Linked DNA regions of Mus musculus: all the other regions are linked to region 1. Evidence: chromatin loops called from intact Hi-C (ENCODE). Cell type or tissue: left cerebral cortex. All regions are shown on one strand. Each heading gives the region's core, and the rest is flanking DNA. Links, peaks and the distances in the headings are about the cores only. Region 1 overlaps Gm33276 (a long non-coding RNA gene). Region 2 overlaps Ntf3 (neurotrophin 3). Region 3 holds the start of Ntf3 (neurotrophin 3).

What was found. Hi-C counts contacts between places; a loop is a spot of excess contacts. Peaks named below come from ENCODE experiments on the same cell type or tissue, not always from the same donor. Only the 100,000 strongest peaks of a DNase experiment are listed, where the experiment ranks them.
Region 2: a loop joins it to region 1, with 2.6 times the contacts of the local background. A loop is called at or near these places in 2 of 42 quality-filtered maps.
Region 3: it touches region 1 in a loop (2.9-fold over the local background); 2 of 42 quality-filtered maps call a loop at or near these places.

Annotation. Positions count from the first base shown.
Region 1 is chr6:126,329,739-126,339,804 of GRCm38, forward strand. Gm33276 (a long non-coding RNA gene) reads right to left here. Exons shown (of 4, transcript XR_378033.4): 2 at 7,635-7,764; 3 at 3,508-3,605; 4 at 2-736. It also overlaps the pseudogene Gm44431. Among named protein-coding and RNA genes, the nearest start is that of Gm10415, 6.1 kb to the left of the region's middle. In left cerebral cortex, for the core only: no CTCF peak of the experiment used is centred there; a DNase peak (open chromatin) is centred at 4,761.
Region 2 is chr6:126,147,959-126,158,024 of GRCm38, forward strand. The region is part of intron 1 of Ntf3 (neurotrophin 3); the gene reads right to left. Among named protein-coding and RNA genes, the nearest start is that of Ntf3, 12 kb to the right of the region's middle. In left cerebral cortex, for the core only: a CTCF peak has its summit at 6,516 (motif pointing right); DNase peaks (open chromatin) are centred at 6,544, 8,169 and 8,662.
Region 3 is chr6:126,158,934-126,168,999 of GRCm38, forward strand. It overlaps Ntf3 (neurotrophin 3), which reads right to left and starts at 6,027. Exons shown (of 2, transcript NM_001164035.1): 1 at 5,797-6,027. The coding sequence starts at 5,814. In left cerebral cortex, for the core only: a CTCF peak has its summit at 3,020; DNase peaks (open chromatin) are centred at 2,883, 3,513, 3,817, 4,611 and 1 more place; H3K4me3 peaks cover 1,766 bases; H3K27ac peaks cover 210 bases.

The DNA.
Region 1 (10,066 bases), core at 2,817-7,816:
TAATTAAATAATCTCTTTTAATTCCTGACCCAGTTATGCATAAATCAAAACTACCTTGACCCACAGAGTGAAGAAGTTATGATGGATGAATGGTGGAGATGGGCAGCCCCCTGAATCATTCCCTCAGAGTAGTCTAGTCCTCTTATGGGTAGTAGGGGCTGCGAACATCTGGTGGGTCTCCAGCATGGTCTTGAGAATTCTATGAAATCAGCAGTAGTGGCCAAATTACAATTGACTTGGCTAATAATTTCAACTAGGCACACATGCATGCTATGCACATGCACACGTGCATATAACACTCAAACCCCCCATGTAGGAGTCTTGTCATATGTGTCCATCATTGGGAAGTTATCCAACAGAGAGAGTTGATTGGCATAAGCAGATTCCTTGGCAGTGGTAGGTTGTGTCCATAGTCTAACGTGGTCATAGACAAAGGTCCCACATTTCTATTTTTACTAATGAAATGATTTCACCTGGCAACCCTCTTCTGTTTGTGTCTACCTATCCTCCTTTTCTTTATCTCTATCTATCATTTATCTTTCAGGCTTTCACTTCTGAAGTCTATTCACTAATCGAGTTTCTGTCTTCCAGCGTGAGGTTCAGTATGTTAGCAATCTCATGATCGAAGCCTGGCAAGACAGGCAGGGCAGCTTCAGGAACCAGGTGACTTCCTTCGAGTCCAGCATTTGATGGTATTTTGTCATCGCAGTCATGGAGGCAAAAAGTCAGCAACAGTCTGAAAATCAAAAACAGCAACAGTCTGGTCCGTTCAGTTTTGTTTGTCTAAGCACTGATTCGGGATCATTAAGCCCAGTGACTGCTGTGCAGATGACTTTCTGCCATGCTGCCTATCAGCAATATTTTCTTCCTCAAAGATGGCTACCACACTGGTGCAGGAGCCATGTACTATCTCTTGTTGACACTGCAATAGTCTTCTATCCGTCCCTCTCTGGCACCACTTAATTCTTCCTTTTAGAGTATTCTATCAGGTCTCAACATTCCTTGTGTCCCTGCTTCTCAAACCCTCTCATAGCAGAGCTTCAACCTGATATTCAGAATCCCCCCTACACTCACCTGACCCTCCGCAATCTCATCTTTCATTCTTCTCTTTTTCTTTTACTCTATAGGTTAGTCCATTTTCCCCATGGAAGTGCATCTTCTGTATCTACACCACCCCCCTGAAAGGCCACCAAACCCATATCTATTTGGAGAAATCACACAAATTGTCCAAGATCTATAGACATTGTCTTCTTTGACAGATTCCCAGATCAACTCATTGTCCTGCCTAAACAGTCTCTTAGTTTGAAACAGCACAACCCTTTGAGCTGCCCATCGGCATTTAGCCCAATCTTACCTTGTATTACTCATTGCAGAACCCTTTGTTTTCTACCATGAGCGAGTGCTATGTCCCTAAGCATCAGCCATGTGCATTATTCATGGTGATTTCTTTCAGGGTGCTTGCCTATCTCTTTGCAGAGAAGTTGCCCTATAAATATATGGGCCACTAGATTGAATATAGTGCAGCCTATCATGAAAGTTTAACCAGGCTATTATCCAAAGTGGGAATCAAGAGTCGACTGGACTTTCTTGAAACTTGATCGGGCTCATCTCTAAAGAAGAGGCTTTCCTTGGGAAAAAAAAAATAAAGGTGGAGAGGAAGCCTGCAGGTTATCTGCAAAATGAACTGTCACACGGCAGGTCTCAGCCAGTTTGTCCATCCTCAATAAAACAAACAAACAAACAAACAAAGATAGATCTGAGGCACATCTTCCAGACAGCAAACTGTAAGCTTCTAGTTCAAACAGTTGTATAGAAAGGCACAGTGCATCCTAGGCGACATTTCCCAACTGTTTTGTGACTCCTTCCACTAATCAGGAATCTCCACTAGAAAATGACACCAGGTATATGTCACAGAGGTTGGCCTGCTCTCAAGCATGCTGGTGCCTCCCAGGATCTTTGATCTTCTGTGGCCATTGTCCCCTGAAACCAATCCTTTCCATTCTACATTTTTCCTCATAGATCACCCGATACTTCCAAGCAACCAGGTGTTCCTTTCAGAATCGAGAAGCTGATAACCTGTGCTTTTGGAAGAAGACCTTCAGCCATGTTTTTTTGCATTGATGTAGGGGGTAGGATTCTTCCCACTGTGTGCAAAAGCCAATCAAACTCATCTATCACCAAACTAAGGAGGGTCTTAGACAGGATTGACATAATAGAAGCAGCAGAAGAATAAGTAAGTTAACCCTATGATAGAATTATCATAAGATGGAATCTCCCTTTAATGGACAAGTTTTAGATTGACAGGGGGGAAAAGGGAAATCTAATTAGTGCTATTCTTCTGTAGATGTCATGTGAGTAGTTACTTTCACAGGTTTGCCATGAATGCTTTGGGACAAAAGCTATATTTTATATGACTTTTGTGCCTCACTCTGTGTCCAGCCTAGAATTGAAAACACATAGACCTTTGTGGATCAACAGTCCCTACAATTTTCTGAAAGGGACATTTTCTTAGCTTTTACACCTGATCTCTCTCACTAATTAAAATAGCCAATTAAAAATAGTGGCTCAGAATGGGATTAGTCACTCCAATCCTGTTCATTCCTCAGTGGACATGTTGGCTTGCTGCCATTGTTCAGATATCTGGGGATCAAAAGACTTTTGATCCAGGCCAGAGAGTCTACATGATTCAACAGACAGCATCCAGGGAGAGAAACCCCTCAACTGGTGACAAATATCTTAGAGACATAAAAGTGCTTACCTCCTAACCCAATCACCAAAGAAATCACTAGATATGCACTCACTGATAAGTGGATATTAGCCCAGAAACTTAGAATACCCAAGATACAATTTGCAAAACACAAGAAAATCAAGAAGAAGGAAGACCAACGTGTGGATACTTCATTCCTCCTTAGAATAGGGAACAAAATACCCATGAAAGGAGTTACAGAGACAAAGTTTGGAGCTAAGATGAAAGGATGAACTATCCAGAGACTACCACACCCAGGGATCCATCCCATAATCAGTCACCAAACCCAGACACTATTGCATATGCCACAAAGATTTTGCTGAAGGGATCCTGATATAGCTGTCTCATATGAGGCTATGCTAGCTCGTGGCAAATACAGAAGTGGATGCTCACAGTCATCTATAGGATGGAACACAGGGCCCCCAATGGAGGAGCTAGAGAAAGCACCCAAGTTGCTGAAGGGGTCTGTAACCCTACAGGTGGAACAACAATATGAACTAACCAGTACCCCGAGAGCTTGTGTCTCTAGCTGCATATGTAGCAGAAGATGGCCTAGTCGGCCATCATTGGGAAGAGAGGCCCCTAGGTCTTGCAAACTTCATATGTCCCAGTACAAGGGAACACCAGGGCCAAGAAGTGGGAGTGGGTGGGTAGGGGAGCAGAGTGGGGGGAGGGTATAGGGAACTTTCGGGATAGCATTTGAAATATAAAGAAAATATCTAATAAAATACAAGAAAAAAAAAGAGGGAAAAAGTGCTTACCTCCATGGCTGTCAAATAAATTGATAAACATCCTTTTGGTGTGTGTAGGGGGAAGATTTTGCCTAAATCCATCTTGATTCCAATTGAGTTCTTTAGATCTAAGGAGAAATAGGTATAAGCACGCACAACTAGCATCTCTTACACTGTCCTCGGATGATCCTCTTCAAATGGACAATCTCTAACCACCACCACCACCACCACCACCACCACCACCACCACCACCACCACCACCACCACAGATCAGCCCTGAGAGACATGGCAGTGGGATAAGGCAAAAGGGGAAACAGAGGGAGCCTGAAGCTTGGCTTAAATAAATGACCTGTTTTTGGTGTTTATCTGAGCACCCACTTATTTGTCCATGCTTCCAGAACACAGCCAGCCTTCCTGTGGCTTGGGTAAGGCCTACCCTTAAATTCATACACAGCAAGTAGACACAATCACAGGGTTGCAGTCAATGTCCTGTTAAGTCATTTTAGAGAGTGGGATTTCTATGAGTCAATATTCACAGTGAAGAACACATATTGCCTTCTCACAGAAGACATCAGATTCCTCTAGACAGCTTCGGTTAAGATCAGAGCAAAACTGTACCCCCTGTTTAGCTGGCCCTTGGTCCTAGTGCCCCAGGATCAGAGGCAAAAACAAATTAATGCACTAATTCAGGCATCTTTCAGTCCATGTTGCAATAAATGGGGTGATGAACTCTCACATTTAAAATGTCTTTCAAGTTGATGTGCGGGCAGCAAAGCTTACTGCTACATACAACAGGATTTGTAAATTCCATCTTTGCCATCAAGCTAAGAGGGCTGCTTTTTCCCTCCTGCAAATCCAGTAAAGTACCCAAGATAGGATTTCTCTTAAGCATTGATGAAGAGGAGGACTGAATGTGGGACATGAACAAGTGTGCTGGATGTAGTTGTTTATTAATTGTATAATCTGGGACAAATTGGTTTCTTTATTTAAGGGATATGAACCTAATACCCACTTCACCCTGGCATGAACATTAAGTGGGGCTAATGCTTGCAGCAGTGCTCAGGAACTGGTATAAAGAAGGCTCCCAGTGAGCTGCCCCTGCCCCAGCCCTCCTGCATCTACTTAACCCACTCTGAAAGAGCTAGAGTCAGATTCCCACCGTATGGAATTATCCTCAGCACAGCAGATGGGTTTACAAGTGTCTTGGTCTCTTCGTGTAATTAGCAGCCAAGGAGTCTAAATCTTGCACTGTTTACACGGAGAGTGTTTCTTGCCCGTTCCCACGTCATACCATCTGACACTGTTACCTTTTATATCTGGTGAGTGCAGTTCCTTAACTTTGTGGGATCCTCCGCATACAAACTCTGTTGGACCCGTTCCTGAGTGTGGATGGCTACTGTTCTGTGAGCTGAGCTCGGTGGCTTACAGAAGCTTATTTATCCATACCCACTATTTGAATAGTGCTTCAGGAAGCCCTCTGAAGTACAGAAGGCAAATACCACAGCTCCATTTACAATCGAGGAAACTGAGGCACAGCCCGTCTTACCTATGGGTTTTGCTGTAAGAATTCAAACAGCTCAAGCAGAGCATGGCTCCTTATGCTTATAATCACAGCACTCAAGAGGCCAAGGGGAGGGGGCTGCCATAAGTTTGAGACCATCCTGGGAAACACAATGTATTTATGGCCAGCCTGGGCTGCAAAATGAAATCCTGTCTTAAAACATGCAAGCAAACAAACAAACAAAAATCACATGGCTCATAGGATTACCAGGTCAAAGCTCTTTTTTCTTTGGCTGAGACTCTTTGGCTTGTATTCCTCCAGAGAAGAATAGTATCCCATACCAGAAAGAGGTCAAGAGAGCTACGTACCTCACAGCAAGTTAACCAAGAGCCAGAGGGTTAAAATGAGTTTAAAGGGCTTCCCCAAGGCAATTGTGCCTGGGCCATTACCCTATGTGTCCATGTAGAGATGTCTATTTATACACCCTGTGTGCTTGCTGGTGAGGTGGGTGACACAGGAGTTTGAGAAGCTACCTCTGATTTTAAGGAACTCATTCTGAAGTCAGGGAGATGAGGCTAGCATACAAGATACTTTAAATAAATAAAGGTGATCTTCCAGTAGTGCCATAGATCTTACCCGTTGATGGAAAGCCTGACCCCCTTACTTAAGTTTCCAACAGCTTAATTTGAATGGAAGCCTCTTTTAAAATGATTTAATTCTCAACTCCCCCAGCGATCACCAGAGTAGGTTCCTTTGCTTGGAGGGCCCATCCTTATTTTTCAGTGAGGAAGAGAGTGTGTTAGTAAGCCTTCCCTTACTGTGATAAGTTAGATGAACATTGAAACAATTGTTTCATGCCAGGGGCATGTAGCAAATCACAATTTCTTTCCCCATGGCCGGGAAGAGAAAGAAAGAAAGGAGGGGGCAAACCCTGAATTTCACCATTCCCCCAGTGATCTAAAGAACTCCCAGTAGCCTCCACTCTCTTAAGGTTACACCATTTTCCAACAGCTTTACACCAGGGACCAAGCTTTCACCACTTGGCCCTTTGAGGGACACATAATAATTGCAATGGAACAATGAAGAAGGAATACAGAAATTTATATGCTTCGGTAATATTTTTTGTTGGCTATACAGTCTTCTTCACAGAAGATAGCTTCTTGGAATTGTTTTCAATTCTTTCTTAATTAAGCAAGAACTCCTTTTAGAGTCTCTCTGCTATAGAGGAATCAGCTATATTGAGCTTGGGTGGTTGAAGGAGCCTGGACCTTCTCTCCCTTCATCTCTGGACAGAACAGTCCTACCCACATTCTAACCATCTTCACAGGGTATTTGTTCTGGTCTCACAAGAACTGACCTATCAAGGCAAGGCAGCCATGTTTCCTGGCCCTGCTGCCCTATTCACTTTGCTCTTAGACAGAAGCTTAGTGTGAGACTGTGCTCAGAGAATCCACGGACTGGAGTACAGAACCTCAGACATATGACCGACCTTCTTACACTGCCCTGTGTTGAGTAGAACTGTAAGGAGTCCCTCTACTGTTCTGACACAGCCTGCTAAAGCAGAGAGACATTTGTCATGCCTGTACAGTCTGGACATGTCACCAAAGCCATCTAGTCCACAGGAAAACTACCGTGAAGGAAGATCTTAGATCTGCCATCCAAATTGGGACTAAGAAGATAATGCAAATGGGAAATGGAATAGAATGTAAAAGGTGCTTTTGAGAATGGATCTTGCAAACCCCTAATAACAGCAGGTACCATGGCAGTGCTGGTCAGGCAAACTCCTGTGGCCCTTCAGCATGGCGTTTGGAAAAAGGAGAAAGAGTGGGCTCTGAGAATTTATTCTTCTGAGGACTCTCTTATGACCTTGTACCAGCTAAGCTTGGAAAGCTTCACCTGGCCTGTGTCCCTGGAAGACTGTGTTAGTTCCAATGTGTGGACACTCTTAGGACTACATTAGCTACAATATGTGCAGACAAATAGGACTGCTCACTAGTCATGACCAGTCTTATCCCATGTCACATGAACATACAAACATGATCCAAATAAAAAAGAGAATTGCAAAGATCAATATAGAAAACAAGGTCAAATAACCCAAATCTTGAAGGTCTAACATCTGAGAGGTGGGCTGCCATCTGTTTTGTGGCATCATGGCTGCCCTCCAGCCTCTGGTGAAGCCTAAGATCATCAAAAAGAAGACCAAGAAGCTCATCAGGCTCCAGTCAGACCAATATGTTAAAATTAAGGGAAAATGGTGGCAACCCAGAGGTATGGAGTATACTCCAACGGGGTATGGAGGAGATTCAAGGGCCAGGTCCTGATGCCCAACGTTGGTTATGGGAGCAACAAGAAAACCAAGCACATGCTGCCTAGTGGCTTCTGGAAGTTTCTGGTCCACAATGTCAAGGAGCTGGAAGCCCAGCTGATGTATAACAAATCTTTCTGTGCTGAGATTGCTCACGATGTTTTCTTTAAGAACTGAAAAGCTACCATAGAAAGAGCAGCACAGCTGGCCATCAGAGTCACCAATCCCAATGCCAGGCTACACAGCAAAGAAAATGAATAGATGGCTTGCGTGCATGTTTTGTATTTAAATAAAACCACAATAATTGAAGAAGAAAAAAAGCTGAGAGGTGATAGGTAGCCTCACCCTTACCTCTCCACTGTCTTGTGAGCTAACCTGGACTTTAATGTCTCTCTCAGTTCCCTCTTCTGTTGACAGTTCCTTGTCTGATGCACAGAGGAAACCCATGAGAGGCAAACACCAGTCCTCATGTCCAAGAGATCTAGGACAGAATGGAGAGATGACAATTTTTACTTTTTGGCATGTCACTCTCCACAGCTCACCCCCTTCATTTTATAATTCTTTGACAAACTCACATGCACACACGTGTGCAAACACACACACTCCCTACACACAATTGGTCATTTTCCCCATTACCTTCTGCCCTCCCCCTCTTTCTCCCACTGAAATTCTTTCCCTCAACAGGCCCCCTTCTTCTTTGACGATTTCATTTTCACCCCACCCAGTGAAGGTTGCTTGCAAGATCATGAGTGTTGGGCTACTTATACAATACAGACACCAGCGGCAATATCATTGAAGAAAATGACACTTCCTCTTCCAGAACCCATAGACTTCTCATTGTCCCCCAGTGACAGATGGGGCAGCCACACCAGCCCCTCCCCCATGCAGGATGAAATGTTGACAGGGCACAGTCTGCTGTAGGTCTTCCGCAGGTGCCAACAGCTGAGGTGAGTTCCTGAGTGAGTGCGGGGGCTGTGCCGTGTCTAGAAGACACTGTTTTACAGCACGCACACGTACACACTCTCTCACACACACCCAGCAGCCTTGGATCTTACAGTCTTTCTTACCCCTCTTCTGTGGGCCTCCACGTGGGTGACATATGTAAGGTTGAGCATTCAACAGTCACTTGTTCTGGGCACCTTGACCAGTTGTGAGTCTTTAACCACTCCATTCTGCTTCTCTGGGAATACTGAGAGGAGCCCTCACCTCCAAGCACAAGCAAGCACTTCAGAGGATGTTCACACCATGCCTGCTTAGCAAACCAACCATTGTAGTTCTTCCCTGTCTTTGTGAGCTTGGTTCTCCTCCCAACCCCTCAGTGTTGTGTGGGCAATTTCACCAGCAACAAACACCAGAAAGACAGCATTACCAAGTATGTAAGAACACAAATACAATCCTGATCTGAGGGATAGAGAGGAGGCAAAGAAGTTTAATGATTCCTTGGAAGGAGCTTGACTCAGTACATTCTGGCCGCCATGGGTTCCTGTCATTAGGAGTGCTGGGGGCTCAATGCAGCCACCAGCTTTCAGTGACTGTTCTTCCTTCTATCTGTACTGATTCCCTTCCCTTAGGCAGGTGCTGCTTCCTCTAAAGATGTTCCCAAACAACTGTCATGGTTGTGTGTGTATGTGTGTGTGTGTGTGTGTGTGTGTGTGTGTGTGTGTGTGTGTGTGTGTGTGTGTAGAAGTCCCTGAATGTTCCTTCAGTCAGTCCAGGAATTTGCCTATAATGGGCATTAGATTTCTCACACCAACCCACCTTGCACAAGAAGAATGTCAGGGCTGTGCTGGAAAGCTGAGGGGGCATCTATTCCCCTGTGGCACTGGCTAGAGAAAGACAACTAGTCCCATCTTAAACTAAAAAGACTGTGAATGGGGCGGCATGCAGGGGCCATGATTCAGAGTCTTTATGCCTTCGTCAATGAGTATTTGCTGCAAAGTTACATGTGGCTGGAAAACAGAAGTCAAGGGTATGGAACATAACTAATTTGGTTCTCCCAACAGCAGCCTCATCATCTTTGTGTAGGGCAATTGGTCTATGGATGCCCAGCCATGTAGGGCCCTCCATGTAAACTTACTCTGTAGGCCCTTTTCTTACAACCTATCTCCCCACATTACCCAAAATAATTTGTGACATGTAACAGGATTTCGAAAACCTTGTGAAAACTAACTTTACAGAATTCTACCTTTTTGAAAAATCTACTTTGCAGCGGGTCATGAGGTGAGAATCATTGTGAATCTTGAGTTTCAACTAAGGAGTAGCGATTTCCACAAATGTGTGGAGTTTTCATATCAGCGTTGATGTTGAGGAAAATCAACACAATTTGACATGCTAACTGCTTATTTCACAGCAGACACTGCCATGGCTCAAGGTAGGTGGGATGATCGAAGGCCAGGGAGACAGTGATAAAGCTGTGTCTAGCCCCTGGTGTCCAGCTTATTCATGACACCTTTTCTTCTCCCAGTACACTTGAGTGTGTTGGCAAAGAACGAGAAGCAAGTTAGAGAAGTGACAGGGGCAAGGTCTTGACACACCTAGGCCCTCAGGGAAAGTTCTAGAAGGAAGGGTCATATTCTCAATGCCTCTTTCCCTGTTCACCTGGGGTCAGGCTAATCTGAGAATAAGCTCTGTGTCAATTGGTAACTGAAAGAAAAGTTGGCTATAGACTACAATCAAGGATACTGTGAACAATGGAGCTTGCGGAGGGGTGGGGGAGGTGTCAGAGAAAATGAAAACAAACAAACAAACAAACAAACAAACAAAAAACACTGTGGTGGGTCTTT
Region 2 (10,066 bases), core at 4,608-9,607, 180 kb before region 1:
TAAGGAAACATGAATTAAAAAAAAATGTTCTCCCTGCACAGAACATAATACCTAATTCCTTACCATATCAGACCCTCGGAGGGCAGTCACGGAATGAGCTGCATTTTTACAGCAGAAGAGTTTATGTACATTAGGTCCGTGGGCAGAGGTGTTTCAGAATTGATAAATGAAGCATCCTGAACATTCTATTTTTTGTTTGCTGGGCTTGTGGTAGCAGTGCACAGTTATCAGAGATGCTAAGTAAGGCCTTTGAGGGCCTACGGGGAGAACAATGTCCCATCTCTTCTCTAAAGGTTTGGTTGATGCTTCTTCTGATGTTTTTGTTTTTGTTTTTGTTTTTCTCACACATTCTACCAGTAAATCCTTCCAATTCTATTTCCAAACAGAGCATTAGTCTTCTGGCTTCTTGAATCCTCCATCCTGACCACTGAGGATGACCACTGTTCTACCTTAATTACTATATTGGCCCATCTTTTTCAAAGTAAGCCACGTGACCTTTAAAACATGTTGATCAAATGACATTATTATAAATTTTATTCCCCCAAAACTGCTTCATATCACACTTGAGAGGAGATTTAAATGCTAGCTTCCTGGTCTGTTGAAGGGAGGCAATTAGGTGGAGGGTACCAGCCTCCTACCATGTGTCTCAGCTTATCACCTCGTGGATACAACCAGGCAAAGAAGACTTTTTGCATTAAGTCTTTAAGGCAAGGAGACTTTTTGAACTAACTCTTTAAGGCCTTACCAAGAATCCCACCCCTCTCCCTCTCTGCCTCAGTCATATCAGCCTTCTGTTGCGTCCTCACTACAATTCATCTATTACTGCATGTACACACACACACACACACACACACACACACACACACACACACACAAGAAAATATACTAAACATAGATTCCTAACTGCCTATACCAGAAGCAAACAAGAAGTGGGATTTCCATTGCCTGGGGGTTCCTTACAAGAAGTTAATGTTCAAGAAGCCCCTTACAATTCAATAAGCTGACCCCAAGTGCAGAAATTACACTCAGTTATATCACAGAATATATAACACAAGAGATAAGCTGAAATCAGAATAAGCAGCTGTCTATCTAAGAAAGCCAGCCTCGTGAATACATAGGAAAGCCTAGCCCCCAGATTGAGACCCCAACAAAGACATTAGTAAAGCCATCAAGGAATCTGAATGCTTAGTCTTCTCAAAGACACTGGAGTATTGCATCTAGGAAATGAGAAGATGGCTTCCCAAGGAGATAAGAATATAAAGAGGTGGGACATCAGCAAGGGGAGGGGAGGGATGGAAGAGCATCTCTTAGATTTACCATTCGATGCACTTTGGTGCTGGAAGGAAATTCTGTCCTACATTTACTAAGTGACTTCTGGGAATACAAATGTGGCTGGAGGCAAAGCTCTGGACCTGCTTTGCAGGAGTGGTGGTTGGTCCATGTTGAAGTATATCTAGCTTTGCTGAGTGGGTACTTCCCACCCAGCATAGGCCCCTCTGAGTATCTTGCTAATGTATGGTCCCTCACAGAGGGAAGAGTCCCAAGTCTTCGCTCCCAGTGACACTGTGAGCAAGCAAAGAGGAGCACGGAGTGTGGAGCAAGCCGAGAAGCAGCATCCCACATAGCCTCAGCTTCAGATCCTGCCTCCAGGCTCCTGCCTTGAGTTCCTGCTTTAGCATCCCTAACAGTGGACTATAAAGTATAAGATAAAATAAACCCTGCCCTACCCAAATTATTTTTGGTCACACTTCTTATCACAGAAGTAGGAAGTAAACTAGGACACACAAAACAAACACACGAAAAGCATATCAGGTTAAGCCCTGCCATGCACTTGCAATCTGAATCTTGCAATGATCTTTCCTATGTACGAGCTCATCTGAAACCTCACTGAATGTTGAACACATAGCATCTATTTTACTATAGTTTGTTTCACAAGAGAAAATAGAGGATCTGAGAAGTGGTACCTATCAGTGAGCAACACAAGAAGGAAGCGTCTGAGCTCCTTTGTTTGACTCCCATATTTCCGTACTCCTTTTCATGCCTTCACCAATAGCTTTAGGCACAGACAGACCAAGAATCATTTGTACATAAATGTCTGGGAATCCTCCTGTAGGCGAATTATCAGAGAATCAGTCCTATCAACCATTGCGATCATTCCACTTACAATTCCTCAATACCATAGTCAACTTTATTAGTTCATGGTCCTTGTCAACATGTCTTAGATCAGACTCCAGAAAACCAAGTCACCACCTACAGTTGAGAATGGCTGCTTCTACGCATCTCTCTTACTGCTTCAGGAAGCCTCAGAATCCTCTAATCAAAAGACTCAGAGGAAAGAAGGAAGGAAGAAAGGAAGGAAGGAAGGAAGGAAGGAAGGAAGGAAGAAAGAAAGAAAGAAAGAAAGAAAGAAAGAAAGAAAGAAAGAAAGGAAGAAAGACAGACCAATGGTCGATCCTGAAGGTTATTGTTACACATTTGGAACCAGGAGAAAGTAGCTCTCATAGCCAAGAATATCTTTTGTTTAGTCTGCACGAGCTATAGAGATAGTCCTGGCTTCTGATTCAGAGGCTCTTTGTAGAAAGGCTCTGTGGTGTGCAGCTTACACAGCAGTCCTTCTTGCGGAGCATGCCCAGACCCTCCCTCTGCCTGTCCAGCAGTCTATGGTGCTCTTCACACCGCTGCCATCTTGAACTACCATCCATTTCACGGCCTGACAATTCCTATGCTCCATTTAGGTCTCTCAACAGCCCTGAGAATTCCACGTCTAAGGCTCTTCAGGAGCACACATTCAGCAGTGGATGTTACACATCCAGCTCCAGCATGCCTGAAGGCATCCACAACAGTATCTTCCACAGAGGTGTAAGAGAGAAACCCAGGGATTGCAAATAGCTCCATATGGTTCACTTAACAAATTGGGAATATATGGTTGGAAACAAATTCGTTCAGGCTTTGTTTTTTGGTCTCTTTCCCCAAACCTCTATTCCCCATGCCTCCTGCAAGCCCCAGGAAATACAAAGTAACAAGTACTTCTTCATAGGAAAGACTTTGGTTAAGTCATGGGCTCAGGTGTGTCTCTTGGAAGGAACGTCTCAAGGCTGATGCTTGGGTTGAGCCACCGGTGTCAGTAATAGGCTAACTTCAGCTATGGCTAAGGGCATCGGACTGCTTTTCCTAGGAAATCTATTAGGAAAGGTGATCCTAAACTATTTGCAATAAAAGTGCATGATGCAAACTGTTTGCCCTGAGGGATGCTGGAAGAACTGAGATAAAAAATGCCTAGATAAGCAATAATGCCTTAAAAATGGCGCTCTGCTTTCTTTTTCTTCCCTCGTTACCCCATTTCACCTTCAGTATCGCTCTCAGTAGTTGGAAAGGGTTGTACTTTAGAATCTGCCGAGAACCTGGCCACCTTCTAATTTCTAAGACAAACACTGGATAAGTAAAAAGGCTCAAACCAAATAAGCCTGACATCCTTAAACTAATGAGTTCTCAGGCACACCAGGGGCGGAAAAGGTCAGATGCCCGACAGAGCTACAGGAAGGCCAGGTGAGGGCCCAATTGCTTTTTTCTATAAGCTGGTGGTGCCTAACCTAGGCTGCACAGCAGCAGCAGCTGATGATCTTCACAGACTCTAAGCATCCAGGTTTAACTGGATGGAATAACAATGCTGAGCGAGCACCACCAGCTAGAGTTCACAGGCCCTGGAGGGTGAGGTGAGAACGGGCTAGGCAGCGACATGGAGACTCTCTGCTGGGCAAAATCCTTGAAGATGTCACTAGATGTCCAAGATTCGGCTCTCACTGCCTTCACCGAGGAGGGTTGTTGTCCTCCCTCCTCTGAAGCTGCTGGGTGACATGCCGGGTGTCCGCTGTCATCATGACTGTCATACACTCTCATCTTATACACACTAAATGATCCGTGCTTGCAAACAAATGTCCGAGTGAGCTACTATTTGAAAAAGTATTGGAATATAGACACTTCTCTATTTTTCTCCTCTCATTCTACCCTCCACACAAGTTTCAATCCAGATGATGAACCTGGAAGTTTTTCAAGTGTCCCCATAGCTCCAGCATTTGGCCATAATTCTGCTGTGAGCTTAGCAAAGACGCATAGTACAAGTGGTCTTCTATGGAGCAAGTCACTTTTAAATTTTCTGGTTAGAAGCCCCAAAGACATTTTCTCCCTCTAATCATGAATGAAATCAAACTAGGATGGGGAAATATATAAGGTAAATGACTGGGAGCCCCCAACCCCTGCTGTGAACTCCCTACACTTGGCGTTAGAGTTACTCTCAATACTGTTTCCATGCAGCCAGCAACACCCTAACCAACTGTATCATGCTCCATTCTCTCAGACTGGCATAATCTCCCCAGAAGAAGAACTGGCAAAGTACTCTCAAGGATGATACAAGATCAATCCATCTTGCTAGTCTCCCTCCATACTCGACTCATTTGCCCACTCATTCATTTACCCCCCTGTCCATCCAACCAGTAGCCTCCCTTCACTTCCTTGACTAGCATTCAATAAAATTGTCTTCCACACTATAGCCAGAGGGAGCTCTTCCATTCCACAGTGCTCTGGTGCCCTCTCCCCATGCTGTCTGCAAACCTTTCTCAGCTCACACTGCCCTCTTTCCTCTTCCCCATACCATTACCCAATGCTGCTCTGAGCTTGGGTACCACTCACCCAAACTTCTTGCTGTTTTCTTCCTCTCTCTGGAGTTACATCCTCAAGCCCTGGCTTTCACCAAGCATTACAAGTTATATCACAAGCCAGCTGAAAATTATCACCATTTCCTGGTATCCTTGGCACCAAGCAATTTGCTGGGGACTGGTTATCTCTTTCTATATTAGTTGGTCTGAGAGAATTTTCCTTTTATCTCTATCCCAGATAAATATCTGGAATCTAACCATCCCATATCCTGACTCTTCTTGGTCAAAACCTTAATCTTAGGGGTTGGAGAGATGGCTCATCTGCTCTTTCAGAGGACCTGGGTTCAAGTCCCAGATCCCACATTGCAATTTACAACTGTCTGTAACTCCAATTCCAAAAGAATCCAACACCTTCTTCTGGCCTCTATGGGCCCTCCAGCACCAGGCACTCAGATATACATTCAGGCAAAACACCCATACATGTAAAAATAAAGAAAAAATTAAAACGTCCTTTTCTAATAGGCCTTGGCTTAACTTTATCTCTGTCAAGGGGTCCCCTCAAAATCCAGGAAGACTGTTATATGGAGAAGTCACACTACAGCAGATCTGAAAGGGGATGGCAACATTAAAGGGGCACTGGGGCAACCAAAGAGAAAGCAAGAAACTGTGTGAGGACTGTAGTGAGGTGCTGAGATCCTTTAAGTAGTAACCTGATCCTCAAACTTGAGTGGCTTTCCTATACCCAATAGAATCCACCCCCTCTTCCTGTCCTGCCCCTCCCCGCCCTCTGTCATAGGCACACTTCCTTATCTAAGGGCAAGAACAGGAAAGAAACACTCTGAAAATTCCCTTGGAGGCAATTTGAACACTAAGAACAAAAACACCTGAAGAATAAGACAAAGAGTTATTCCAAAGTAATCTCACCGGAATTAAAATACAAGCCAAGCCAGGTATGGTGGTACATGCCTATCATCCCAGCTTGGCAGGCTGAAGCAGGAGAATTGCTACTAACTCAGGTACATGGCTCATCCTCGGCTACAAAGTGAATCCTTTGTCACCCTGGGCTTGAGAGAAGACTGGTGTTAAAGAAAAATCAATCAATCAATCAATCAAACAAACAAACAAACAAACAGCCTAAAGGAAACCCCAACAGACTCTTGGTTGCTTACTGGGGGAAATGGATTCAGACAGGACGGTGTCTTAGACTTGAGTCAGGACACTGATGCTCTGTCTCCCGCACTGGGCAGGCGTGCTCTTGAAAGAAAGTCTAGGAGAGGTATGAGAAGGGGTACTCAGGAGTAGCAGGGAGAATTTCACGCTCCCTCCATTGCTACAGTGCCTGCACTCCTGCTCCAGGAGCATCAAACAGCAACTGGCTCGGGGACAATCGTAAGACATCTCAAGCTTTCAGGACCAGGGCCGTCTTTCCTACCAGTAGAGTTACTGAGTGGAGATGCAGGACAAGCTGTCCACACTTACCTTTTCCCTGCAAGGACTTTCCTGTAAACCCCACAGCCACTGCAGTCCTTGCTGTCATCTTCATTTTTTCAGATACACTGTGTTTCATCCTACTGGGTAGCTTTCCGATCTCCTAAGGATACCCCAAGGTCATGGTGGTGAGATCCTGCCTTTCGCATGGTATTCCTGCTAACGAACCCTAGGAAGCCTAGAGAGATGCCAGGCAGCCCCTTTTAAACAACACCAAGTGGAGAGGAAAACCACCTATCATGGTGTGCTAAGTTGTGCAGAAACTATCATATAAGCACCTACTGTCTATTTCCCTGTGGTATCTGTAACGATGAAAGATGAGGAGAAGGAAGGACAAGGAGCTGGCTGAAAAGGAAGGACTCAGAGGATAAAAGTGGACAGTAGATGGCAGTCTGTCCCTATGTGCGAAGTGGCCGCAGAGATGATGCATATAAGTCAGTGGAGGGGGCAGGGAAACAATTCTTAGAGGAGGATCTGCTGCCTTCCCACTTCCTTCTCATTACGCTGATTCAGCGGCAAAAGGGGACACTTCTGAATGCAACCTTGGGAGCTCATACATTGCCCAGAGTGCCACCTCTTGAACTGTCCAGAATGTTCCCCAGACTATTGCCATGAAGAACCAAAGGCTCCGAGAATCCTCTCCTCTACCCCAGGCAGGCCCTTGGGAATTCAGAAGTGATGCAACCCCTGTCACACAGAAGTGAATGGAGAGGACGCTTTATCTCATTCACACTACATAGCCGTACTCAGGGAGCCTTCCTTCCCCCTTCAATACTCACTGTTCTTTCCCTTGGAGTCTTGTTATAACATGACTTGTTCCTATCTACTTTCAGCCCTGCAGGTCAAGGCCTCATCCTTTTCTGCATCTTCTCTAACATCTAGCACAGGGCCACCAGCAAGGACACACACTGAATTATCTTTACACACGTATCCAGACCCACTTTCTAAATATCTCAAAGGGATTACTCCAATTCATGTACAGTGGCACCCACTTCCCCAAGACCAAGACCCCAAATATACAGAAGTAGGTAGGTTAGGGCATGAGGGAAAGGGTCCAAAGGAAAGCCAAAATAGCCTTTCCTGGCAAGTAAGCAGTCAGCATTTATGACCTAACTTTTGGGACAGAGCAGAAGAGAATAACAGAGGACACGGGTTTTGAACCCGTGGCAAGGTGCATCACATCTCTGAGCCCAGTCCCTGTTGCCATCTACCACTAAGCTCACCAACAATTCCCTCATATGTCTATGCATTCAGTCAATGCGTTTCCGCGGCAGACCATCCAGGTGTTGGTGAACACGAAGATGACAAGCACAGACCCCTCTTCAAGAATTTCATCCTTTAGTAAGAAGAGAGGAATGCAAATGCAGCCCAGGCTGTTAAGTGCTATAACATAGAGGGTGCTGGGAAAGGAGCCCCCTGGCTCTCTGGGGGGAATGCAGGGAGGCCTCTCTTAGGAAGGTAATGGAGAAACAAACGTGTCTAAGATGATTTTAATATTACTGGTGAAACTGGAGAGATGAGCATTCAAACCACAACATAAACACACACACACACACACACACACACACACACACACACACACACACATGCACACATGCCTCCAGTTCGGGAACAGTCGCATGCTTTGGCCACTCCTATCTGTTTTGCATCAGGCTATTTCCCATCACCTGTAAACTTTCTAAGGGTGTCCTTTTCTTGATCCATTCATCCTCCCATCCATCCATCTAGGTTTATCTTCTAGCCTTAAATTCCTACAATCTATTGAGAAGACAGGAAAGACTCCAGCAGTCATGGAAGCTCTTAAGTTGGACATTTAATAGGCAAGGAAAACAAGCCCCAGGATGGGCCAAGAATATCCAAGTTGCAATCAGTCTCTGGCAGCATCAGAGGCAGGACTGGTCTCAGGGAGCACAGTTGAGTATCTTTTGGATACAGCTTACTGAATTTAGCTACCCACAGACAATTTCATCCCACATAAACCTCTCCCCCATGCTCCCAGCTAGCAATCCAAGATCCGCCACAAATCTGGCAAGCTTGCTTCTCCAGCACCCCATAAACATTCACTCATCCATATGTTCAATAACTTATCTGGCATCACATAACTTAATTTCCTCCACCACCCCCTCCACATTTCTGTACATAAGTACTCCAGGCCAGAAGGAGTACCTGAAAATCCCATGCGTGAACCACAGGGAGGCAGAGAGAAGAGTAGAGACATAGAACATCAGAACACAGAACAGTAACAACCGCAGGTCCTTTTGATCAGCCAGTGAGTCCAGCTCCCTTCTTTTCCAGATCAGGAAGCAGAGGCCCATGGAAGGAAAGGGTGCTATATAAAGTTCACCATTAGTCTGAGTCCTATGCAGGGAGGAAGGCTCTAAGCTCTCCTAGACAACCAGCTGGGTGTCGGCAGAGCCAAGCTTCTTCTCAGCGCTGGAACACACCTGTTGTGAAATCAGGTGAGTTTTACAGCTGCATCTCACTCTTGAACCCAATGGAAGTCCCTTATAAACCAGCAGAAACAGGTCTGCTAGACACAGGATGGAACTAATCCCAGACTGAGAACTTGAAATACATTTCTCAAGGGACAATAGGGAGGCAGAGGGGGAGGGAAGATATTTTTAAATGATGGAGGCTTAGGTCTAGAAACAGAAGGGAACAGTAAATTGTAGTTAGCTCCAACTTCTTGGCACTCTCTAGGAGAGAGAGAGAGAGAGAGAGAGAGAGAGAGAGAGAGAGAGAGAGAGAGAGGAGAGGAGAGTATCTCTTGTGTAGAGAAGAAATGCATCACCCTACATGTGAAAAGTTTAAAACAGAGTAAATACATATATTTGGAGCACAAATATTGTAAAACAATCAAATGGGCGTTTGGTCAGTGATTTTTTGCTGTACAGTGAAAATACCTTCAAGCAACATGACTAAGTCACCCCTTTTTGGTCTTGAAAGTGTGCACATGAATGTGCTCCTGTGGTGTGTGTGTGTGTGTGTGTGTGTGTGTGTGTGTGTGTTAGTTGTAGTTAGGAGATAAGGAGAGGAAATGGAATCAAGAGCATTCATTCAGCCATACTCTTTGAAGAGAATAAGAGTTACCACCAAGAAGTCTTTTTATTTCCCTATTCTTGGAAGTACTTTTGCCCAGAGAGTGAAATTCAGAGACAGATACCAGGGCTGAAGGACTTGATGCCTGCCTTATTCTGTCTTAAACATAGCTTCGGGACTCAGTCCTTTGAAGCAACCCAGGCCCCTCAGCCCTCAAGCAAGAAATCTGCTTAGCCAAAGCCTGACTCTAAATGGTTGGGTCCCTGGCCTATCCAGCCATCTTTCAAACTCCGAAGAGATCTCCTGTTCTCCATGTAAGTTTAGACTTTGTGCAGTCCTCATCCCAGGACTCATGAATGCTGAGACCTACCACCTCTTATGGGCTTGTGGATCAAAACCAGATGCCAGCTCCACTGTTATAGACTTTACAAGGAGGCAATTGTGACTTAGATCAATACCCGCATGCTGGAAGGGCAAATTCCCTTGTCAACAGTACGGGAAGTAAATGTGGGTGTGAGGGGGAATGGGAGTTATGACAGATCTGACACATGCTTGCCAGCAGGTGGCTAGAAACCCTAAACATTTGTCTTGCACAAGAAAAGGAAGCTTCCGGTGGAGCAGGCTATCCTGTGGGGTGACAAACTTCACCCCTGGGGACTATGGGACCAGCTTCCATCTGGATGATATCATAGAACACAGAAAACACAATCCGGTGGACATTGGAGCGCTGTTGGCTTCAGGAAGGCAAGTATATCAGCATTCTGCTGTGCAACTGAGGACCTGTCCTTTAGCTTCACATCAGCTCCGTACCCCTAGTTATCTATGGGGTTATCTGGGGAGACTGAGATACTGTCATGCAATATTTGTCACAATGCCCGGCAACCACT
Region 3 (10,066 bases), core at 935-5,934, 170 kb before region 1:
TTCTTAAAGAATATGTACATATTTCTTAATATTTTGATTTTATATATATATTTTTTTTCTTTGTTTTTTTTGTTCTTTCTTTCTTTGTTGTTGTTGTTGTTGTTTCTGTCCTGGCTTCTTGATCTTTAGAAATTTCCAGGGCAAGGATGAGGTAGTATTTACATTGGCCCCACACTTCAAAGCTAATAATCCCCATATGCAAATGATCTGAAAGAAAACTGCTTCTTTTTTCCATAGTAAATAAATTTGATGACAGTGAAATCAGAGCCAGTGCCCACATATGTGTCCACCAGTAGCATAAGCTCTACAAACATTTTCTGCCCTTCCAGGATAGCTCCTGCATTAGTGTGTCTTCCAACGCGCGTGCGCGCGCGCGCGCACACACACACACACACACACACACACACACACATGCACGCACACACTGTGATCTCATAAGCAGGTGCTGGCCCATGAACAAAATGTATCCACTGGCCTTATCAGCAACCCCACATGGGCTTTTCTCCAGTAAAAGATTTGGTCCTTTTCCAACAAAGTCAGTCTTACATAAAACTCTGTCCAATAGCCATTAGTTCAGTATTCCCAATGTCAAAAACTGCCTGCAGCACTAATGAGTAGAACAGCAGCTGCTGAGGTCTTGAAACAGTGGTGGGTTTAAAGGATCTTCTATGTCACCCCCAAACCCCTTCTCTCACTTCCAGCCAGCACCTGGATTTGCAGCTCCTCTGCTTAGGGTGGGAGCCTTGGAATGGCTCAGGAAAAGGTCTGCAGCCTGCAGCAGAATGGCTTGCTCAATTAGGCATCCTGAGTGGAGGGGAAGAGGAAAGGCCTGAACATCTGATCCGATCCGTCTGGGAATGCAAAGGCAGGGATGGGAAATGTTATGTAATTAAACTCTCCTAGCCTGTCCTGCTTGGGGAATGAGAGACCCATCAGCAGTGACCTCTTCCAATCAACTTAATTGGCCCAATCTCGCCAAAAAAAGCAAAAGAATTGGTTTAGTGCCTCATGGAAATAACTTAGCTCCTGACTATTTATGGCCACTGAACTCCAGGATGGGAGCCTTGACTGGGAGCCAGGAGTTGACAGTGTGTGCTAACTTCAGGGAGGACTGGGATGTTTCAGTGCCTCTGAGCCTTTATCCCTGTCTTGGTGGAAAGTGGCTGTGCCCACTTGCTGCAGTGGGCATGCAGCATTTCACGGTTCCAAGCCCCAGGGTTCTCTTCAGGCAGACCGGGGCCTGCCAAGGACTTATCATCTAGGAAAACACAGACCTTGACAGTAACACAGGGTGGCTGGACTTTGCTTCCCTCTTACACAAACGATGGTGTTGCCAAGAACAATTACCATGCTCTGTGTTTTCAAAGTCACATTTGTTTTGGCATTGTAGTTTGCAAAACGGATGCTAAAACAAAATGTGTCTGAAAATTAATAACGGATTCTTGTATTGCCTTTCTTCCTGAGTAATCCAGAGACATATCAGACTTCCCGGAACTAAAATCTAACTTTACCAGCCTCCAGTTTATGGACAGGTAGTAAACTCAGGCAAGCCGTGGGAAAACGATATAATTTGTTTGTTTGTTTATGTGATGGGTAAGCATCGGAGATGTGATGTTATCCAGAAGAGACAAAGATCCCATTTTCCCAGTGACAGACAGATACCCGCACCTGAGTCCAAGTGGATCGAATCTCTTTAGACCACAGCTTTTATAAGTGGTCCCTTTGAGCTCTGCCAGGTAAAGAGGAATACATTTTCCTTCTTACACAGCCCTCATCAACATGCACTCCGTAGAGAGGGGCAGGGAGAGTCCCAGACATCAGAAAACCATTGTTCCGAAGTAGAGGACTAAATGCAGGCGCTTCCAGCTGTGAGTCTACCTCACTGTTGTGCTCTCAAAAAATAGGGGCTGGAGCTGTGTCTAACATCAGCTGTTTCTCAGAGAAATGAACTTCCTCGAAACACTGAAGGAGAACTTCAAAATCATACAGTTTCAATCTCATGCATTAAAACTGTCACTAGCCTAATAGTGTCCCACCCAGATGCCCTCGCATGGTCAGGAAGGGGTTCCTTGTCAGCTGGCCCAGGTGAACGATGCGATGCGTTTACCCCTAAAGTAATCTTCCTCCTGCTTTGGCCTAGTTACTTCACACCCAAGTGAACCCAGTGAGCTCCTTCTGCCGCTCACTCCGGAAACCCACAGATCTTCTTTTATGCATACCTTTTGTTCTCTTAAGGCACAGGTCTAAGCATCCAAGACCAAACTTCTCCCTTCCCCAAACCCTCAGAATCCCTACAAAACCACACAGCATACTCCTTCACAGGGTTCATCATGTTATGTGCATCTCTCCATCCAGTTGGTGAGTTTTCTCATGCTTGCTGTTAGCCTCCAGCAAGCCCATAGAGAAAAGCATTAGCACATACTCAGCTTAGCTTTAGATCCACAGAGCAGAGAGCCTCAAAGCCAAGCAAGCACTGCCAGCCTAGCCTTTCATGAACATCACTGTACCTTTCCCCAGGTCCATGTTTCAAGATTCACATGGGCTAGAAAAAGGACATCACTCACTCCATCCTGAAATGGATCCAGTTCCTCCCCATCCCCCACCTCACACCCACATATACTATTCCCAGCCTAGCATATACTCCATGCTAGCAGCAGCAGCACCCTCCAGCTCCCTTCCCATCCACAGAGGTATCCATCACCCTTAACCTCTCATCACCCCCTTTTACAAAACTACAGATATATTTCAAGTCAGCTTCCCTTTGGCTCCCATGATCCAGAAGAAAACTCCACAGATGCTGCCCTCTCTATTCCTGGCAACGCTGTAACAGTCAGCTGAGCATGGAGAAGGAATTTTTCCAAGGCAGCGTGCCATGCCTCAGCACCCAACAACGAGCTGAGCATCCAGGAGATGTCCCATTAATTTTTAAAAAATAATAATCAACAATAACTGGTGGTAACGTGTCCATCTACTAAATGAGAGAGCCCGTTATACAGTATTGTGCAATGTGCATCCTTACCACTTGGCGTGCAAAAGGATTTCTTTACTCAAGAGTCTTGTGCAGGCTGCACTTCCTGTCACTGGACCCTGTTCCAACACACAGAGGAACTTTCCCCATGAATGTGTAACCCTCATTCTAAGCCTTCCAGGTCCCTTCACTGGAAGGTGGAGAGGCAAAGCCATCCTTGCTTCCGTGCACTATTCTCTACATGAATGCCGGAGCCCATACTTCTTTATCTTCCATGTGCCCCAGTGCTCTTCCAGTCAAACCCTAGGGCTGTCCAAGCCTAAGGAGGGAGTTAACAGTCTGCTCTCCTCAGATAATCTCCCCCTTACATCCCTTTGGTCATCTTCAGGCACCCAGCCCCCACACATGTCCACCTTCACACACACACACACACACACACACACACACACACACACACACACACGCAGCCCAGCCGCCCTCCCACACCACACCCAGCCCATGTGTCTGTGCAGGCACGCACAAGCCATCTGTCTTCAGCACACTGCACTTCTCCAGCTCTGACACCCTTCCCAGACACAGATTTCTCATTAGCTACACCTATGTTCCCACAAGCTCTCATCTCCTGCTATGCACACAGATGCCCAACACGCAAGCTCCTCACCCCTCCCGGGCCAGCCAGGCTGGAGGAAGCTGGAGAAAGCTCCACCCCCAGGTCTACCCTCCTGCCCCAACGCCCCTCTCACTGAGACGCGAGAAAGCCCTCCCAATAGGTCTCTGGCCACCCAAGGACCAGGTTCCCTTCTTGGGAAATCAGACCGGATTCCTACAGATCCAGTCTTCTTAAGGCCCTCTTCGACATAGCCCACACCGAAGGACAATCCTATTTGCTCTCCCAGAGGGGAACGCCGGGAAAACTTTCTTCTATCCTTATATACAGCTGCCTGCAGCTCTCTTTTTCTCTCTCCACTATCCCCTAACGCTACACTCGGGTCTGCTTGATTCTGAGTCACAGTTAGTTGGGTTTATATCTTCTAGATTCCATCTCTCAAATTTCTTTGAGCGACACGCCAGGATCAGGGGAGACGGGCTAAACTGGCAGAGTTCGGGCTATTTAGAAAACAGAACCGACTGTAAAGCTCCCCGGTACAACTAACGTTTAGGGAAGTGTCCTTACATATTTCCTCGGCCGCTGGTTTGTAGTGGAAAGACATCACTTTACTGAAAAGCAGGTTTGTCAACACACTCCTTAAACCCACAGAACTTCCAGCCTCAGACTCTGCGAGTAACACCCACCCTTACAGTCTCCCTTCCCCTCCCCCAGCAGGTCCCCGCCCCCAACCTCTTCACACTCATAAACAAGTCCCGGCTCAGGGGCTCCAGCTCACTAGCTAGCAAGCCGCCTGCTCTGGCTGGGACCGCGTCCTAGAGCAGCCGCCACTCAGACTCTCAACCTGCTACCCGCCGGCCGCCAGAGGTCGGGGTCAATCCGGTGGGTGCTTCCCAGACCTGGAATACGGGAGCCTCGATTCCAGTTCCCGCCTGCGACCTCTCTAATCAACTGTGTCCACACCATTCGGTGCTGGAGTCCCAGGAAGGTGCATCTGAACGCCGCGGAAGAACGCCAAAATTGCGCAAAGCAGTAGCGCCTCTTGGATGCACACCCACTCACTCCCGAAAGCGACAAGGAAAAAAGTCCTCCCCAGCCCTCCCATTCCACACCTTCAAGAGTGCCAAATTTCATTAGAAGTATCCACCACTGTGCAGAGCGCCTTGGTGGCAGCAGGAAACAGTCCAGTTTGCTATGTGTTCTTTTAACTCCGACCTAACTCTGAGGGTCTCTGATGTTCTGGACCCTTCCCATACTACCTCTTGGGGCGGGGGTGGGAACCCTAAAAAGGACTCCGAGAAACTGGCACCAAATCCCTACCGATGGCCCCACCCCGGTACCCACCGTTCCATGGCCGGGTCCCAGACCCACAGGCTGAGCGCTAGCTCCAACATCTGCGCGAAGACCCAGGGTGGGAAGCCATTGGGTTGGCGCTGGCCAGAGTAGCCCAGAGCTAGGGACCCTCTCAGAGAAAAAGCTTTATGTGGGACAACAACGCAGATACGCACTGTTGGGCTTAAGTCCCAACTCCCCCCAACCTGAGAAGTGACGGTGCGGGTCCTGAGCTTTGCAGCCCCTCCCCCAGCCCACGCCCTGCCGGGCTGTGTGTTGGAGCTGATGAACGTTGCCCGGTGGCCAGCGGGGTGCAGGGCACAAGCCGGGATCCTGGTCTCTTCCAAGCCCCATTTTTGTCTGCTACCCGCTTTTATTATAGGATGCGCGGGAGTCTTCTGGGGGAACCAGATAGGAGGGTCGGAGGTGTGTATGCATGAGGTGGAGTAGGATGGTGATGTCCAGAATCCCTTTCTTGCCTTTTCGTGGTCCCCATTTTCCCTCGCCTCCACCTCCTTCCCTTCCCAATGCAGGTTTGTTAAACCTGATCACTTTCCCAGACTGAGGGCGGTTTCTTGAGCAGCCAGGGGACTAGAGAAAAGAGGAGGAGGAGGAGGAGGAGGAGGAGGAGGAGAGCCATATCCACGCGCGCACAAGTGTGCATGCATGTGGAAGGAGGGTGGTGGTAATTGCGCCTAGGCCTGGGCAGATTCGAGCTCAAACTTTGGGGAAGGCACAAGAACCGAAAAGTTAGCGTGTTGCGCGATGGGGGTGGGGCTGGGTGCAGAATTGGGGCCCCCCACGCGGATCCCCAAGAAAATCTCCCCCACGCGATTCCCCCACCCCCTCCGGGACCTGCCCACCCAACGTGCCCGCCACGTCCCCTTACCGTGGCAGAAGTAACCATGGCATCCGTGTGACTATTTCCAGGGACGTCGACATGAAGAGAAAGGTGGACTCGAGTTCGGTCATTCAGTCTCGCCCACCCCTGCCGCAGCCACTACCCAGCGGTGGGAAAAAACGAGGGGAAGAAAGAAAGAGGGAAGAAAGTTGCGCCGGGCTATCTCGCGGGGCGGTGCGCGGAGCTGCTGGGTAAGGAGAGGAGCCTTCAACTCTGAGTCCCGTGAACATAATCTGAGCGGTTATAACCAGCCAACCCGGCCAGATGGCTCCGCGCTCAGCGCCTTAACCCCTTCCGCGCCAAGCCCCCTAGCCCCGCCCGCAGTGACTTGCAGGCCCGCTCCCTGGCATTTTGGAGTTTGCTCTCGAGACCAATGGGAAGACCTAGTCATTTCTCCTAGTCCACTTCAAAGGAAAACAAACGAACGAACAAACAACAAATAAGCCCTCTCAAAATAGCCTACTCTTCATTATCCCCTCTTTTGACCTTCCCTTTTAGAGATGGGGAGAAGGAGCCAACAAAAAACGTTTGATTTATCATTATATTTTACACGTAAATATCTTCGATCTGTCTTATTCTTGAACTTTTTCTTTTAAGGCTTCCTTCCTTTCTTTCTTTCTTTCTTTCTTTCTTTCTTTCTTTCTTTCTAACTAGGCAGATGAAGGCCTTTCTTGCCCCTTGGCTCAGGAAAGCTTGAACCTCAACCTTAAACTCTGTCTCCAAACCTCAGACCCTTCTGTCTTTGGATCTCTCTCCACCCCCTATTAAGCCCCCCCCCAGCCCCCCCAGGCCCTCACAACAACAGGAATCTGCGCATGAACAGTTGCTTGCCTGCCCTCGAACTCCTCAGTCCTGGGGGCAGCTCACAAGGCACAGTTAGTTCAAGCTGTCTAGGGAGGTTAAGTTGCTGAGGTACGGTGAGGGTGGGAGTGCTAAGCAACCGAGGAAGGGGTGGTTTGCGTGTGCGCAGAGTGTGCGTGAAAGAAAAGGAGAGGTATGAGCCAAAGCCCCACGTTCTACACACTCCCTAACTTCTCCACCCCTTTCTTTCAAGGTAGGAGCCGACCCTGGAGCTGAGCATTTGCCCAGCACTCGCCGCTTTGTACAAAAACAATTTGCCCAGAAGAAAGGGCAAGCAAGGCACCCCTTCCTGACTCCCCGAAAGTAGCGACGCTCTCTTGCACAACCGCTAGATTCATTCGAGGAAAAGATCTCAGGGTGGAGGCAAGGGTCTTATTTGTAGATTATTTTAGCTATTCATTAGATTCCCCCCCCACACACACACACACTTGATCCGAGCTGATTCTCTCAGATTTTACAGTGGTCAGAGCATCTAGATTTTGCTCAACTGCGGTCCAAGAGAAATGAAGGGGGAGGGGGGAATCCTAGTGGTAAGGGGAACCGGAGAACCAGAAAGTAGTACACCATTGCTCCTTCATTCCCTCCCCCATTCTTGCAAGGTGGAACTCAAGTCCAAGTGCCCCCTCCCCCCGCCCCCACCTCTGCCACTCTCCAAGTTGCCTCCTGTCAGGACATTTGACTCACACACAGCAGGAGAGGCGATTTGATAGTCCACCTCTTCCTTGCCTCCTAATAAAGTCTGATAAGCAACTCGCAATGTACTTTAGCAAGGTTCCAGGTTCAAAACCTGGAAATTCCTTGGAGATGCATAGGTTTGGTCCACACCCAGGAGTGCCAGAATTGCACCCACCGGTTAAGGCTGAGAGAAGCTGCGGGGCGAAAGGAGGCCAGAGAGGATGGAGAGTCGGGGGCTGCATACTAGATAGATTGTACCTGCCTCATCATTATCCTGGCTGACGGGGGCTGCCACATCGAAAATGGCCTGCAGCACCCACAGAGGCCCACCAAGGACGTCACCTCCAACGATCCCTTTGAAGGACTTCCCTCCTGCCAAAATATCTTCTTCTTCCTCCGGATCCGATCAGGCTGCAGAGTTTTCCCCTTCACCCTGCCACACAGCACTTTGGAGGTTTGGCTTGGGCGTGCTCTGTGAGGTTCTGGTTTTCTCGCGGTCTTCTGGCCCGCCCCTGCCCTCCCCCACTTCCCGCACTTGCCTCCCCCCACCCCTGCTTTCCCCCTCCCTTCCCGCCAGTCTCTCTGCCAGTGGAGTTCTAGGGGCTCATTTCTCAAGCTCCTGGTCCCGGGGCTCTACAGACTGCAACCAAAGAGGTGCTTGATTCTCTGGGAAGGAAGGAACGGGTTAAATACACGTGTGGGCTGCACCGCCGCCGGCTGCTCCCCGGTCACTGGCGGTCTGGAGGGAGGAGGGGTCTACGAGGGGCAAGCTTAAATATGAACAGTCAGAAGAAAAGGCAGCAGAGTTCGAGACTTCGATTTGTTCTGCAGATGCGGTGCACTAGCTGGCCGCCTCCCTTTGCCAGACCTGGGCGACGTCAGGAAGAGTGCATTGTTTCCAACTCAAGGGTGCAGGAGGGTCTGTCTCTGCCTGCAATCAACAGGCCTTGTAATATGAGAGGTGACACCTTAATCTTGCCAAATATGTGCGGTGTCTTGGGGGGAGGGCGGAGAATGGGGAAAGGAGAGGGGAACAGGGAGAGACTTAGGCAACAGCTGAGAGCAAAGGCTGCACTTTTGTAGAAGAACTGTGATCCACCTGCCCCCACCCCGACCCCCACCTCAACCCGTGGAGACCGCTTATCCTTTTCTTTATGTAAGACCTGACTAAGGATTTTCTTCTTCTCCTTCCTCATTCTTTCCAGCGAAGGGCTAAAGGTCCTCTTTGCCTTCAGGATACTCTAAAGGCATTTTGAATTTCTAGGAGTTCAGAAGTCAAAGAAAGATGCAGGGCAGAAAAAAAGAGGCAAAAAGGCACACTTGTTTATAGGCAGATAAAAGACTGTCAGAATTATAGCAACTTCTAGACAAACCCAAGTTTCTAACTGGAGAGTTATAGTTTTTGTAGAAAGACTCACGCTAAGAGTCATATATGTAGCTAGAGTTACTAGCATATAGGGCAGGAAGCAATAGAATGTGTACACTCCATGGAAAACAATGTCTTCTGTTAACTGAGTCGTGGACTCTCTAAACAGATGCTCTGGCTTTGGCCACCAATCTGTTGGCAGTCCCTTTGGGTCAATGGACTTGATTTTTCTCCTTATTGTATCTGAAGACCCTGGTTCCTGAAAGCAGGGTTTTGAAAACCCTCTCTCCTAAGGCAAATTCCTAGAGCTTGCCTTGGGCCTACCCTTATCTTTTGTAATAGCGCCACAGTGTGGTTGAAACTCTAAACAGAAAAAAAGGAGAAGGTGGAAAAGCTTGGAAAACTGCATTTACTTCTATTGCAGTTCAGTGGACTGCCATCCGCTTACCTGGAGTGGAAAGGGTTTCTCATGCAGCAATAGTGTGTGTATGGTGAATATTGACCCAGGAAATGAGAAAAGTGGTCCCGTTTGACCTGTAGGTGACAAAGGTACCCTTCATTATGCAGTTAGCCTTGGCTCACAGAGCTAGCTAGACCTCGTGTTGTTTCTTTTACTTGCCTTTGTATAAGTAGCGTGCCTTGGCGGATCCTAAAGTATCTCTGAGTTGCCTCTGTTGCTGGAGGGTCCTAAGGCTGAATAGCCACAACACTTGTGCTTACTTTTGCTCTCATTCACCATCCCCGAGTCACTGAGACAGCTGTTCCAGATGAGGAAGGCAGAAAGTCTACATTTCCAAAACAAAGTGAAGGCAAAAGGTGTCTGTATTAGAAATAGGAACTTAGGGTCGGGGCGTTCCATGCACTGTATCATTTTGGCTCCCCATGCCAAATGTGTTAAGCACACGGGCTAGCCTGCCAGTTAGCAGTGGTCCCCAAATGCCCTGGAGCATATATGAGACATTATTTGGGAGGATTATCCCCCCCCCCCCCCATGAGATTATTTGTCCCTGGTAGCTGGGTGATGTGTCTATGTTTATTCAGTAAGCTTAGCTTTCTCTAAAATGTCTGCCATCTTAGGAAAGCACATGTTGGCTCCAAGGACCAGCTTAGATCTAGTAGAGATATTAGAAGCGGTATTCTGCTGGAGAGATGGCTCATTGGTTAAGAGCACCGGCTGCTGTTTCAGAGGATGTGGGTTTAATTCCCAGCACCCGCATGGCAGCTCACAACTGTCTGTAACTCTAGTTCTAGATGATCTGATGCCTTCATACAGACATACATGCAGGCAAAACACCAATGCACATAAAAATAAATAAGTTAGTCACAGTCTAACATCTTTTTTGGAAGGGTTGGTTT